Regions from separate parts of the Homo sapiens genome. Here region 2 is linked to region 1. A link is a contact called in ENCODE Hi-C or POLR2A ChIA-PET data. All regions are on one chromosome and are shown on one strand. The core of a region is the stretch at or near the end of the contact, and the rest is flanking DNA. Distances in the headings are between cores, read along the strand shown.

What was found. Hi-C counts contacts between places; a loop is a spot of excess contacts on that map. ChIA-PET counts read pairs that join two places held with the same protein, here RNA polymerase II (POLR2A). Pooled maps may share reads with other maps.
Region 2: a loop to region 1 is called in a pooled map, with 2.0 times the contacts of the local background. The contact joins two enhancer-like sites. A Hi-C loop is called at or near these places in 1 of 50 pooled maps. POLR2A ChIA-PET finds 5 or more read pairs at or near these places in 4 of 52 experiments (B cell, CD4-positive, alpha-beta T cell, T-cell and 1 more).

The regions. Positions count from the first base shown.
Region 1 is chr1:160,372,525-160,379,115 of GRCh38, reverse strand. NHLH1 (nescient helix-loop-helix 1) reads right to left here. Exons shown (of 2, transcript NM_005598.4): 2 at 6,270-6,591. LOC105371466 (a long non-coding RNA gene) reads left to right here. Exons shown (of 4, transcript XR_007066686.1): 4 at 1,056-1,701. Among named protein-coding and RNA genes, the nearest start is that of NHLH1, 8.7 kb to the right of the region's middle. RefSeq lists an enhancer at 2,905-2,954. Within about 2 kb of position 3,240, at least 10 of the 41 ENCODE cell types and tissues checked have a DNase peak (open chromatin) inside an H3K27ac peak, as active enhancers do; they include B cell, where a contact is called at or near this core.
Region 2 is chr1:160,448,427-160,454,989 of GRCh38, reverse strand. No RefSeq gene overlaps it. Among named protein-coding and RNA genes, the nearest start is that of VANGL2, 51 kb to the right of the region's middle. RefSeq lists an enhancer at 1,548-1,597. Within about 2 kb of position 1,495, at least 2 of the 41 ENCODE cell types and tissues checked have a DNase peak (open chromatin) inside an H3K27ac peak, as active enhancers do; they include B cell, where a contact is called at or near this core.

The DNA of each region.
Region 1 (6,591 bases), core at 1,991-4,490:
CTACTTTGGAAAGTAGCACCACTGTACACCCAGGCTCCCAGGCCAGAAACCTGGGAGTTCTCCTCTAGCCTGCCACATTTAATGAATCACGACATCCTGTTGAATCTACCATTTAAATAGCTTCCTAAATCTGTCCTCCCTTCCCCATTCCTACTGCCGCTACCTAAATACAGACCCTCAGCTTCTTGCAGCTGACTTTGCGATAGCCTCCTAAAACTGTTCCCTGCACAGAGCTTACCTTTACGCAGCTATGATCAGAAATGTCCTAAAAGTGGCCAGGCGTGGTGGCTCTCACCTCTAATCCCAGCACTTTGGGAGGCCGAGGCAGGCAGATCATTTGAGGTCAGGAGATCGAGACCAGCCTGGCCCAACAGGGTGAAACCCCGTCTCTACTAAAGTACAAAAAATTAGTCGGGCGTGGTGGTGCCCGCCTGTGCTCCCAGCTACTTGAGAGGCTGAGGCAGGGGAATTGCTTGAACCCAGGAGACGGTGATTGCAGTGAGCCAAGATCACCCCACTGTACTTCAGCCTGGCGACAGAGCAAGACTCCATCTCAAAAAATAAATAAATAAAAAATTAGCCGGGTGTGTTGGTGCACACCTATAATCCCAGCTACTTAGGAGGCTGAGGCAGGAGAATGACTTGAACCCAGAGGCAGAGGTTACAGTGAACCGAGATTGCACCACTGCACTCCAGCCTGGGTGACAGAGCAAGACTCTCTCTTAAAAAAAAAAAAAAGAAAGAAAGAAAGAAAGAAAGAAAGAAATGTTCTGAAAGTGATATTTCTAAAGTGTACATCTGATGATAGTGTTTATCTACCCCACTAGAGAATGTTCATTGGTTTCCCATCACTGTGTGGCCAAGCACACACTCCCTATTATGCTTCTCCTGACCTGGCCCCTGCTTACCTCTCCAGACCATTCCGTCACTTTCCTGTCCCACCAGCCCCTTGCACTTAATGTCCCAACAATACCACACTGCTAATAGTGTGCTCTTGCTCACCAGAGCTTCTCAGGGTTCCATGCCTTCATACCTACAGTGCCTTTCCTTTGTAGGTGGGGTTCCCTGGGAAGTGGATTCCTGAACTCTGAGATCGTATACAGGAGAGTGCCAGCAGGAGAGTTCTTGAGAACACCTGTGAGGTGTGAGGGAAGCTGCAATAAGCCGAGAGAGAAACTGAAAAGCAATGCAATGGCAACAGAGGCTTCTGTCCATCCCATGGGGGCTCTCAAGCTGGGATAACTTTGTAACCCCACATCAACCAGTCATTGCCCTAGGGAAAGAGCAACACCTCAGGCAAGGCGGCTTTCTTCCTCCAAAGGCAATTCCTGGAGAGGGACTCAGCTGTGAGTCAACACTTCCACAGCTGGAGAAGTGAGTGGAGCACACCACAGAATTCACTGTACGTATCTCATGGTCTTCAAAACCCAGCTCAGAGTTTACCGGCTGCCTTCCTCACCAACACCCTCTCTCAGGTAATCACTCGCTTCCTTGCAGATGCCTCTCACTGTTGGGAAACTGATATGTTTACATGCCTGTCTCCCATACTCCCTCCCAAGTAGGTGGTGGGGAGGGCCTGATCCTGTATTTCAGAATCCAGAACAGTGCCCGGTATACATTGGCTATTCCATAAAGGCATGCTGCACTGAATAAATTGAAATCAACCAATGAAAGAGGTAGCTACAAGCTTATAAAAGAAGGAGGCTGGAGTTTAATGCTAGAAAGGATAAAAGGGACATAGACAGTAGAGATTCTCACTTGGGAACCACACTGGAGACCCTGCTTGGGAGGCCCAAGAGTCCCAGGTTAGAGCGAATCAAGGCTCTGAGCTTGGGATGTCCAAAGAGGGGCAGGAGCCAGAACAAAACCTGTAACCTATAAATAGCCATAGGTTATAGCTCATGGAGCTGGGAGACAAAGGTAAAACTTCAAGGGGAGAACGGGCTTCTAGGAAAGAGGAAATTCGACAGCTCCCTCTCCTTGCTCCATACCTGCCAGCTGTCACTCAGACTCCTATATTAAAAAGAGCACACACACAAAAAAGTACACAGATATACACGTGTTCAAAAACCACAGAATCAGGTAAGCACGCCCAGATACAGAACACACACATAACACAGACACACAATACATGAAACAGACACAGACCAGAAAAAAATCAATCTGAAAATTATAGGCCATAATATATGTAAATGAACCACCTATGAATTCTAAACTCTGTTTACCCCTAGTCAGCCTTCAAGCCTCCTTCACCTTCCAGAAATCTCTGACAAGTAGAGAATTCCAGATTGCAGAATTGCAATTCCTTCGTCCTTTGTCCCCAGTCAGGTCATTTCTTCTCTTTTTCAGGCTCTCAGCAGCTCCTAGCTAGGGATAGGGAAGAGGGAAAATGTTTCTGCTAGTAGCCAGCAGGGGACAGTGTTCAACAAGCAATAATCAAATCAGCCTTCAACTTGCTGAAGGGAGGGAATGGAGGACGAGGGAACCAGAAAAGGGTCCTCAGACCAACACATTGCTCTGATCACACCCTCGATCCATGTCTCCCTCTTTTTTTTCTGCTTCTTCAGCCCCCTTCTTCTCCTCAGCTGCAGTTTCTCCATCCTTAGTTTAGTAGATCTCATGGATTGTCTATTTGCTCAGAGAAGACTAAGCTCAGGAATTTCCCCCTCAGGGAGAGACATTCCCCTTAGCCTCTTGTCCCTTTCCATTCTGTCTTGGTTCCCAAGGTGGTCAGGACTTCGGAGTTTTCATCTGGACTCCTGACCAATGCTCAGGAACCCACATGAGGGGCTCAGTTCCAGGGCCACCTCTCAGGGGATGCTTGCATCCTGGTGCACAGCTGGTCTAGTAGAAGTGGGGTTGGGTGTCAGGCCCCTGCACTGCCCTTAGCCTGGTGCTTTGTAAAGTGCACAAACTGTATGACAGTACAGTTGACCCTGCTACTTACTGCCCCTGAGATAGCATCTGATGAGCGTTTCCGGTGTTGAACACTTTCACGATGATCTCATTTAATCCTCATCACACCCCGGTGGGTCTTGTTGTCTTTCCTGCTTTCCATATGAAAAAGCTGTTGCTCAGGGAGGGCATGCGGTTTGCTCACTGTGGCACAAAGGGGAAAGGTGGAGACAGAGCAGGGACACGGGACCTCTGGCTGCCGGGTGTGGGCTTTCTCCCCTCTAGCACAGTGTTGCTGCACTGCCACCACTGCCTCCCTTCTTCCACTCCCTCTCAGCCTTTCAGGCTCATCTCTGCTTGCTCCCTTCTCCTCCCTGCGCTGACATCCCAGCACTGTGAGCCTCTTTCTTCTGCCCATAATCCTCATCCAATGAGAGGTCAAAAGCTCAGGAAAGAACACAAGAAGAAAGCAGAAAGATAAAGGAACTGGGTGGTAGAAAGGGCTTTCCAGAAAGAGGAAGAAGCAAAGGCAAAGAAGACAGGGCCTGCACTGGGGGTGGAGAGGGAAGGGAGGTGGGTGGAATGAGGAAGCGGAGCACCCTCCACACTGTGCCCAGACTTGGGAAAGGGCACAGACAGGGCCTCCATTGTGTGGGCACAAAGAGGCCATATGCCTGGCAGCCTATGACAGTGTGTGTGTGTGCGCGTGTGTGTGTGTGTGTGTGTGAGAGAGAGAGAGAGAGAGAGAGAGAGAGAGATTTTAGGCAACCCCCACCCAGCCCCTGGGGCCTTGACTTCTGCTCTGTCACTGGTGATGGGTTTGCTGAGTTACAGGACAGGGCGTTGATGAAGACAGGACTGGAGGGTCAGGCACCTGTGGTCACTAGGACTGGAAGAGGGCATGGACAGCTGGGGGAGCTATGGCCATGCATGGGATACTTGGCAAGGGGAGTAAGGAAGCAGGGGTGAAGTGCAAGAGTCCCATTCTGGGGTCCTCCTAACTGCCCCTCCCCCACCCCACCACCCACGAGTTGGGTTTAGAGGGATGTGGAATGAGGGATGCAGAGCAGATCCTCTTCTAACAATCCCTTTTCCCCATCCTCCCTATCTGCTAGCCCCAAAGCTTTCACTTTCCCCTCAGCCCAGGGACTTCCATCTCCCTGCCCTCTCCCTCCTCCCCCAGTGCCTGGTCCCCTGCTCCCTCCTCTTCCCACTCTCCACCTCCTTCTCCTGTCCTTCCCAGAGTGAGAAGAGCAACAAGAGCGACAGCGGCAGCGAGGCCAATTGATTATCTGAAGAAATTCGGAGCTAGCAGTAGAACAGCTGCAGCTTCCCCCTCTCACCACCTCCAGGCCCTCAGGGATCCCTGAGGGGAGGGGCCCCCTAAGCCCTTCTGCTCTCCAGCCCAGGCAAAGAGACAAGAGAGGGAGGCAGGGAGCCCAGAGGACTGTGGCTGCTGAGCACAGAGAAGCACAAAGCTCTCAGGGCCAGGAATGGAAGACTTGGCTTCTAATCCCAGGCCATCATCATGGGTGAGTCACGTCACCTGTCTGGACAGTAGTTTACCTGCCTTTGAAATAAAGTTGTTGGATTCAGTGATTTCTGTGTTCCCGTCCAACTCTGGCCCTTTGGAGTCCTGAAGTTCTCCCTGATCTCAGTTCAGCCTTCCCTTTTGCCAGGCTCTGGGCAGAGCACATGTCATTTAACTCACATGGGAAGGGGAAGATGTCAAGTCCTCCTGTATGGAAGCTCCTCCCTAGGTCTAACTCAAGCCCTTCATGCTGCTTATGTCATTCTTTGTTCATCAAAGATGAAAACCCATAGCTGGGCATGGTGATTCATGCCTGTAATCCCAGTATTTTAGGAGGCCAAGGCAGCAGGATCACTTCAGGCCAGGAGTTAGAGACCAGTCTGACCAACATGGCGAAAACCCATCTCTACTAAAAACACAAAAATTAGCCGGGCATGACAGCGGGCGCCTGTAGTCCCAGCTACTCAGGAGGCTGAACCACGAGAATGGCTTGAATGGGGAGGTGGATGTTGCAGTGGGCCAAGATCCCGCCACTGCACTCCAGCCTGGGCAATAGAGCAAGACTCTGTCTCAAAAAGATAAAAAGAAAAAAGAAAATATTTCAGGGACTGAAAGTTGTCTCTGCATTTCCCTCCTGCTGTTTGCCTTCAGCCTTCTCGTATGACCTTAAGTTTGGAGAGGATCTTCTAATGAACCTAGCCAGTGTTCCATCTGAGGCAGCAATGTGCTCTATGATTTCTCTGCGTGTGGTTGACTCTCCAGCTTCTCTATTTGGAGTTCTCCTCTTGAGGCAGTCAGTGCCATTGCTGGACAGCTCCAGGTGTTGCAAAATTTTTCTTCAAATTAAAATCTGCTTTCTTCTAACTTCTACTCACGGGTTTTGTTCGGCCTACTGGGGCCCCACAGAATATCCATTTTTGATTCTTCTTTCAATATTTAAAGATGGGTGTCATATTACCCCCAAGTCTACTCTTATCAAGACACATATCCTCAGTTTTTCAACTATTTCTTCTATAAAGTGGTCTCCAGACCTTTTGGTTTCTTCGCCACACAACCCTAAATCCTCTCTAGTTTATCAATGCACCTATGAAAATATGGGGTCCAAAAGAGGGCTAACTGTCAGCCTGGGTCATTTTAGGGAGGCAGAGGGGAGTTGGCAGCATATGGTAGAAAGAACCTGGATTTGGGCCTTAGTTGTGCCCCCAGTTAGCTGTGTGGCCTTGGGTAAGACCCTACCCTTCTCTGAGCTTTAGTGTCCCCATCTATAAATTCATTTGAGGGTCCCTTCAGCACTCTTTTTTTTTTTTTATCCCTGTCCATATTCTTCTCTGAGTCCCAGGCCTGCCATCTGTTTTCCCCAGTATCCTAAGGCTGGGGAACACAAAATAGGCCAAGAACTGAGATTGCAGGGAATTTTGACCCAGCCTAGAGACAATAAAGGGGAAGGCAATGTCTCAGTTTCATACCATAGCTTTTCCCAGCAGCATGGACCCACAGACACATGTTTAACTTGGGTTCCACCGAAATATTCACCTCCTTCTCAGGCCATAGAGAGCAGGAGCGGAAGCACAACATCAGAGAAGTCAGATAGTGTCACTAAATTAGTGCCAAGAAGGGAGTATCTGGCACCCAGATTTTGGTGAGGAGATCTTGGACCTGTATGTTATACTCTCCCCTGCACCTCTTTTCCCTGTGGCCCCTTTTCTCTGTCTTCATTTGTTCCCCAAACTGAGCTCTCCTGACCCCATCAGAAGAGCCTACGAAGCCTAGGACCCTCAATGCCCACCCTACCATAACCTGCAGGCCAGCTTCCTAACCCAATTGAATGAGCCACAACCATACCTGGTGCTAGAACGAGGTCACTTTTATTTTTCTTTTTGTATGAAATTGGGGATGCAACCAGAAGGAATCACACAGAGATATGTGACACAGACCCCTGGGGCCTGCTCTTGGGAGTATCAGGAAGAGGCAAGGGTCACAGGGCAGGCTGGGGAGAGAAAAGAGGCAGATGGGACCAGGTAGGATTGTCTAGGGGTGGAGGGAGTTGAGGAAGGACATCCAGGAGCCCTGGAGCTGGGGGAGGAGCACTATCCTGGAGGACTAGAGTGTCAGGACAGGTGGATCTGGGGAAAGGATATGGTGTGGCAAGCAAAGGGCATGCTCAC
Region 2 (6,563 bases), core at 246-2,745, 78 kb before region 1:
TTTCCAGTGCTAGTGATAAATATCAAGTATTGTTTTGATCATCAGCAATCAGGGATGTGGCAGAGGAATTTCAAAGGGGAAGAATTTGTGCTAGAACTCAGAGTCAGGCAAAACTGATAGTACGAATCAGGGCGTATAGTAGTTGAAAGCATACTGAAGTTGACTATTGGGAAATTGAGGGCTAGGCCAGCTCCACACAGTTGCGCAAGTTTGAGACTCATTCTTCCCTCTGGACCTCAGTTTCTTCATATTGGGATGTTAGCTAAATGACTCCAAAAACCCTTCCAAGTCTAACCACCTGTGATTCTACAAGTGTGACTGAATTCAGGCTAGTCTTATACTGCCTCCGTCTACCTCACTCTTCTTCATCTGACTAGTTACCAGCAGGGAAATCCCTCCAACCCCAAAATAACCATTATTTTCATAATTCAACTATTAAAATGAATAAATTTTAAGTTTGAAAATCTCTCTTCAAACTGTATATATTGTATAATGTCATTGAAAAGGCAAAACTATAATGACGGAGAAGTCATCAGTGGTTGCCAGAGTTGCAGGTGGGGAGAGAGGATGACTACAAATTGGTAGCACAAGGGAATTTTTGAGGGTGATGAAACTGTTCTGCATCTTGATTGTGAGGGTGGTCACAGGACTATATGCATTTGCAAAAATCCATGAAACTATATACCACAAAGAATAAGTTTTACTGTATGTAAATTTAAAACTAACTAAATAATTTTTTAAAATAGGGCAACAGCTTTGGTAGTGATTTACATCCATGTTTAAGTGTGCATCATTTTAATATATTCTAGATAATTTTCCAGGTATTAAATTTAACTTCTTATTTGAATATCTAGCCTCTTAAAAGTGTATAAATTATTAGCATACACTTTAAACCTATATAATGTATGTTTTAAAATAAATACATTGTTTTCAAAATATGGCAGTTATAGTCTTAAGAGACTTTCTAAAAACAGATTTATTGAGGCATAATTCCCATACCATGAAATCATTGGTGTGAAGTATTCAGTTCAACGATATTTAGTAAATGTATCCAGTTGGACAACCATCACCACAGTCTAATATTAGAACATTTCACCATCCCAAAAAGATCCCTCATGCCCATTTTCAGTTTAGGAGACTCATAAAAGTAGAAGAGCAGTCAATCTGCTAGTAAATTTGCTAACACAGAATCACGACATTTTTAGTGTCGGAAAGCTCTTAAGGCCACCTTAAACTCCCATCACCTGTTTAAATGCCTCTGTAACACGTCTGATGGGTAGTTACCCAGCCTAGCTAGACAACGTCCGGTGATATCAGCGACTGTCTTGTTTAACACTCATTTCATCCTCGGCCAGATCTATTTATTACACAGTTATTCCTCACTTTGAAGCACTGAGGCTTTATATGAGTAATCCCCCATACACTCTGAGAACTACATTAGTATCCAAGAAAGGTGGCAGGAAATGTTTAAAAGGAATTATTTTTGAGCATTTGAGGTTCAAACAGAAAGCTGATATAAGTAAAAGAAGCCTGCCAGCTTTAAAGCAGAAGCAAAGGCCAAGGGAATTGAGTACAGCATTCAAAGATGGGCTGGCACTGGTGGATGGCTATGGAGCATGTTCTGGGTAAAGGACAAAGAGCAACAGAGTAAAAAGTTAGGAGACATCAATGGGAAAGTCCAAGGGACCGCATAAAACCGTTCAAGGCAGCACTTTGATATCAACCGTGTCAAGAGGCCCTATCGGTAAAGTAGACCAAAATCACTAAAACTAAGATTATTTACATTTTGGTATATAATATCTTATTCTGGCCCGGCATGGTGGCTTACGCCTGTAATCCCAGCACTTTGGGAGGCCGAGGTGGGTGGATAACTTGAGGTCAGGAGTTCGAGACCAGCCTGGCCAACATGGTGAAACCCCATTTCTACTAAAAACACAAAAATTAGCCAGGCATGGTGGCGCATGCCTGTAGTCCCAGCTACTCGGGAGGCTGAGGCATGAGAATCGCTTGAACCTGGGAGGCAGAGGTTGCAGTCAGCCAAGATCACACCACTGCACTCCACCCTGGGCGATAGAGTGAGATGCTGTCTCAAAAAAACATATCTTATTCAGCAAATTTACTCACTTTTTACTAAGTTGATAATAACTTGCATGATTGATCCTTGTGTATTACATTGGGTGAGTGAAAAGACAGAAGGAGAAGTCATAATCCTGTAAACCACCAAGAAATGCAAGGACAGGCCGGACGCGGTGGCTAATGCCTGTCATCCCAGCACTTTGGGAGGCCGAGGCGGGTGGATCACCTGAGGTCAGGAGTTTGAGACCAGCCTGGCCAACATGGTGAAAACCCGTCTCTACTAAAAATACAAAAATTAGCCGGGTGTGGTGGTATGCCCCCGTAATCCCAGCTACTCAGGAGGCCAAAGCAGGAGAATCGCTTGAACCCGGGAGGCGGAGGTTGCAGTGAGCTGAGATCGGGCCACTGCACTCCAGCCTAGGCGACAGAGCGAGACTCTGTCTCAAAAAAAAAAAGAAAGAAAGAAAGAAAGAAATGCAAGGATAGCAAATATGCTAGGTGCCTGGAAAATTACAATCTGGAAACAAAATTACCAAGGCTGGATTTATGATCCCAGTCCTCAAGCATTTCACAGTCCAGAACTTCTTTAGAGACAACATGGTATCATGGGAGGAATACTGGAGTAGATGCAAGAAGGCATGTTCCCTGATAGTGTACTTGTGTGTGATCCTGGCCAAGTCTTCTAACTTCTCTGAACCTGAGCTTTTTAATTTGTACAATGAGGATTAGGAAAGGTAAACGAGACAGCTGGTAATATCTGTTCTAAAATTCTGATTGTGTGCCCCTGGACAAACACAACTATTCCTTGTCATTTTTGCCTCCTTAGTAGGTAGGTTGTAAGAGTCAAGTGAGATGTGTGTGAAAGGTCTTTGAAACCTTAAGAAGCTATGCAAATAAGATGTGGCAGAGTGGATGCCTAGTGAATGCCTATACAGTTGTTTCCATTTAAAAGATACTTTATTATTTACAGGTATAATATCTGATGTGATCTTCCCAACAAGTTTATAAAGTGAGGTAGCTATTGATATCCTCATTTGCTAGTGGAGGAAACAGGTTCAAAGAAGACGTATTGTTTTAAGCTTCAAAGTGACCCCAGGGGCAGACTGGGTGGCTCTTCGCCCTTTCTCATAAACTTCTCATCAACTCTCATCAACTAAGAGTCCTCTTTTCCATTTCCTCCTTAGATACATCAGCGCTGTTCTACCCAAAGCAGGAAGAAATCAAATATTTACTTAGTACTCACTCTAAATAGTCTCTGTAAGAGAAACTGGAGCTATGGAAAGGAAAACCAAAAAGATATTTAGATACATATAGTCACACAGAAAGATGGTGACAGAGTCTCATTTGAATTTTAGAAGTGAAAGAGATAGTGTAGCTCATGTAGCCCAACAAATAAGAAAACTGAGAACAGGATCACACAAAAAATAGCTAAAGAAAGGATGGAGAACCTCTTGCTTCCAGCTTAGTATGCAACTTCTGCAGGTACTACTCCTTTAGTTCACTGCCCAAATTATTTGCTTAGTGACTTGAATTTTCTCCTTCTTCTCCCCAGGTATCAAAGCCTGAGAGTCAACTATTCATAACAGTTACCAAACACGCAGCTCTGATTTGCATGACTTGGGACGAGGCCACCGATGGGGACACAGCATCCAAGGGGACTTACAAGGCATGAATGGGTAGTCTGACTAGAGTTAAATCAAGGAAGTTAAGAGATAATACTGATTACACTGTAGTGTTTTCATGATACTACATCTGTAAAATAACCACATAGAAAAAATAAACGGAGGAGAGAACAAGTACATAAAGTTAATCATCAATTGTTCTCAAAAGTGAACAGGGGACAGTGATTACCCCACTGGAAAAAGCCACGGAAAACTGATACATAACAAAGATAGCAATGCGTATCAGTAGGAAAACAATGGATTTTTAAAAATAAATCACACTGGAACAACTAGACCTCCTCCCACTACCTGACGCCATACACAAAACTCAATTCTAAGAGTATGAAAGACCTCAATGTAAGAGACAAAAATACAAAGATTTTAAAAGGCAATATAGGAGAATATCTTCATGATCTTGGCATAAAAAAGGATTTCTTAAACAAGACATAAAAAGCACTAATCATACACATACATTAAATTTTTAAAAATCCTTTTACTTAAAGAAACCATAAAGAAAGTAAAAACCAAGCCACAACTGGGAGCAGATATTTACAGTATATGTAACTGACAAAGGACTAATATCCAGAAACATGTAATGAATTCCTGTGAACACACACACACACACACACACACACACACACAGAGAGAGAGAGAGAGGGAGACACATGAACAGCATTTCCCAAAGGGCAAAGAGGAAATCCAAATGATCACTGAAGATACGTAAAATTGTTCACCCTCTTTAATAATCCAGGAAATGTACATTAAAATCACAGCGAAGGATCACTACACACCCCTAGATGACAAACACATTAAAATTAATAACGCCAAGTGTAAGAGAGGATGTGGAGCAATGGAAACTTGGTACCTGCTGGGTGCAGAGTCATTTAGTGTAAATGGTTTAGCTTTGTCTTCCACTCAGTAAATCTACCCATAAATATGTACACTAGACTTGGAGGGATTTCTGCCATCTGCACCGGGAGACACATGTAGGAATGTTCACGGGAGTGTTGTGCTAATTAGCTAAAACCCAGAAACAACCAAAATGCTCTTCAACAGTAGAATGAATAAGTACACTGTGATTTATTCACAGAACGGAATATCATACAACAACAATAAAAACTATAGGCCAGGCGCAGTCGTTCACACCTGTAATCCTAGCACTTTAGGAGGCCAAGGTAGGCGGATCACGAGGTCAAGAGATCAAGACCATCCTGGCCAATATGGTGAAACCTCGTGTCTACTAAAAATACGAAAATTAGCTGGGCGTGGTGGCATGTGCCTGTAGTCCCAGCTACTTGGGAGGCTGAGGCAGGAGAATCATTTGAAGGCAGAGGTTGCAGTGAGCCGAGATAGTGCCACTGCACTCCAGCCTGGCAATAAAGCAAGACTCCATCTCAAAAAAAAAAACAAAAACAAAAAAACAAACAAAAAAAACCCTATAAATGCATACCCACAGCTTAGCTCCCACTTAAAAGTGAGAACATGCAGTATTTGGTTTTCTGTTCCTGAGTTACCTCGCTTAGGATAGTGGCCTCCAATTCCATCCAAGTTTTTTCAAAATACATTACTTCATTCTTTTTTATGGCTGAGTAGTATTCCGTGGCATGTATATACACCATTTTCTTTATCCACTCATTGGTTGATGGGCACTTGGGTTGATTCCTTATCTTTGCAATCATGAATTGTGTTGCAATAAACATACATGTGTAAGTGTCTTTATTAATATGACTTATTTTCCTTCCTACTGGGTAGACACCCAGTAGCGGAATTGCTGGATCCAAGTGTAGATCTAGTTTAGTTGTTTAAAATATCTCTAGATCTGATAAATGAATTCATCAAATCTTAAGGTTACAAAAATTAATGTATACAAGTCAATAACACTGCTATACACCAACACAACCAAGCTGAGAATCATATCAGGAGCTCAATCCTATTTACAATAGCTAGCAAAAAAAAATACCTAGGAATATACTTAACCAACAAGGAGAACCACAAAACACTGCTGAAAGAAATCATAGATGACACAAACAAACATCTCATGCTCATGGATTGGAAATCTAAGAGAGTGGTGTAATGGACATTGGAGACTCACAAAGGGGGAAGTTGGGATGAGAATAAGGGATGAAAAATTATCTATTGGGTACAATGTACACTAATTTGGGTGATGGATACACTGAAAGCCCAGACTTCACCACTCTACAATTCATCCATGTAACTAAAAAGCACTGGTACCCCCAAAGCTATTGAAATAAAAATCAATTAATTAATTAAAACTATAAATGCATGCATCAGTCTGGAAAATCTCATAAACCTAATATTGAATGAAAAAAGCAACTTGAAAAAGAACACTTGCAGTATAACCCATTTATATAAAGACATAAACAAGCAAAACTAACTATATTCTGTAAGGATGCCAACACAGTTGTTAAACTACAAAGAAAAGAAATGATTATCACAAAAGTCAGCATAGTATTATCTACAGAGGGCAAGGAGGAGGAGGAGGGGCACATAGAGGGCAATGCTCTACTCTTTAAACTGTGTGCTGCTTATATTAGGGTTTGCTTAACTTTAAACTAGTTCATTAAACCAGGATATAGTAGTTCATTAAATAGGTTCATTAAATATGAATGAATTGGCTGGGCATGGTGGCTCATGCCTGTAATCCCAGCACTTTGGGAGGCCAAGGCGGGTGGATCACTTAAGGTCAGGAGTTTGAGACCAGCCTGGCCAACATGGTGAAACCCTCTCTCTACTAAAAATACAAAAATTAGCCAGACATGGCAGCGCATGCCTGTAATTCCAGCTACTCGGGAGGCAGAGGCACAA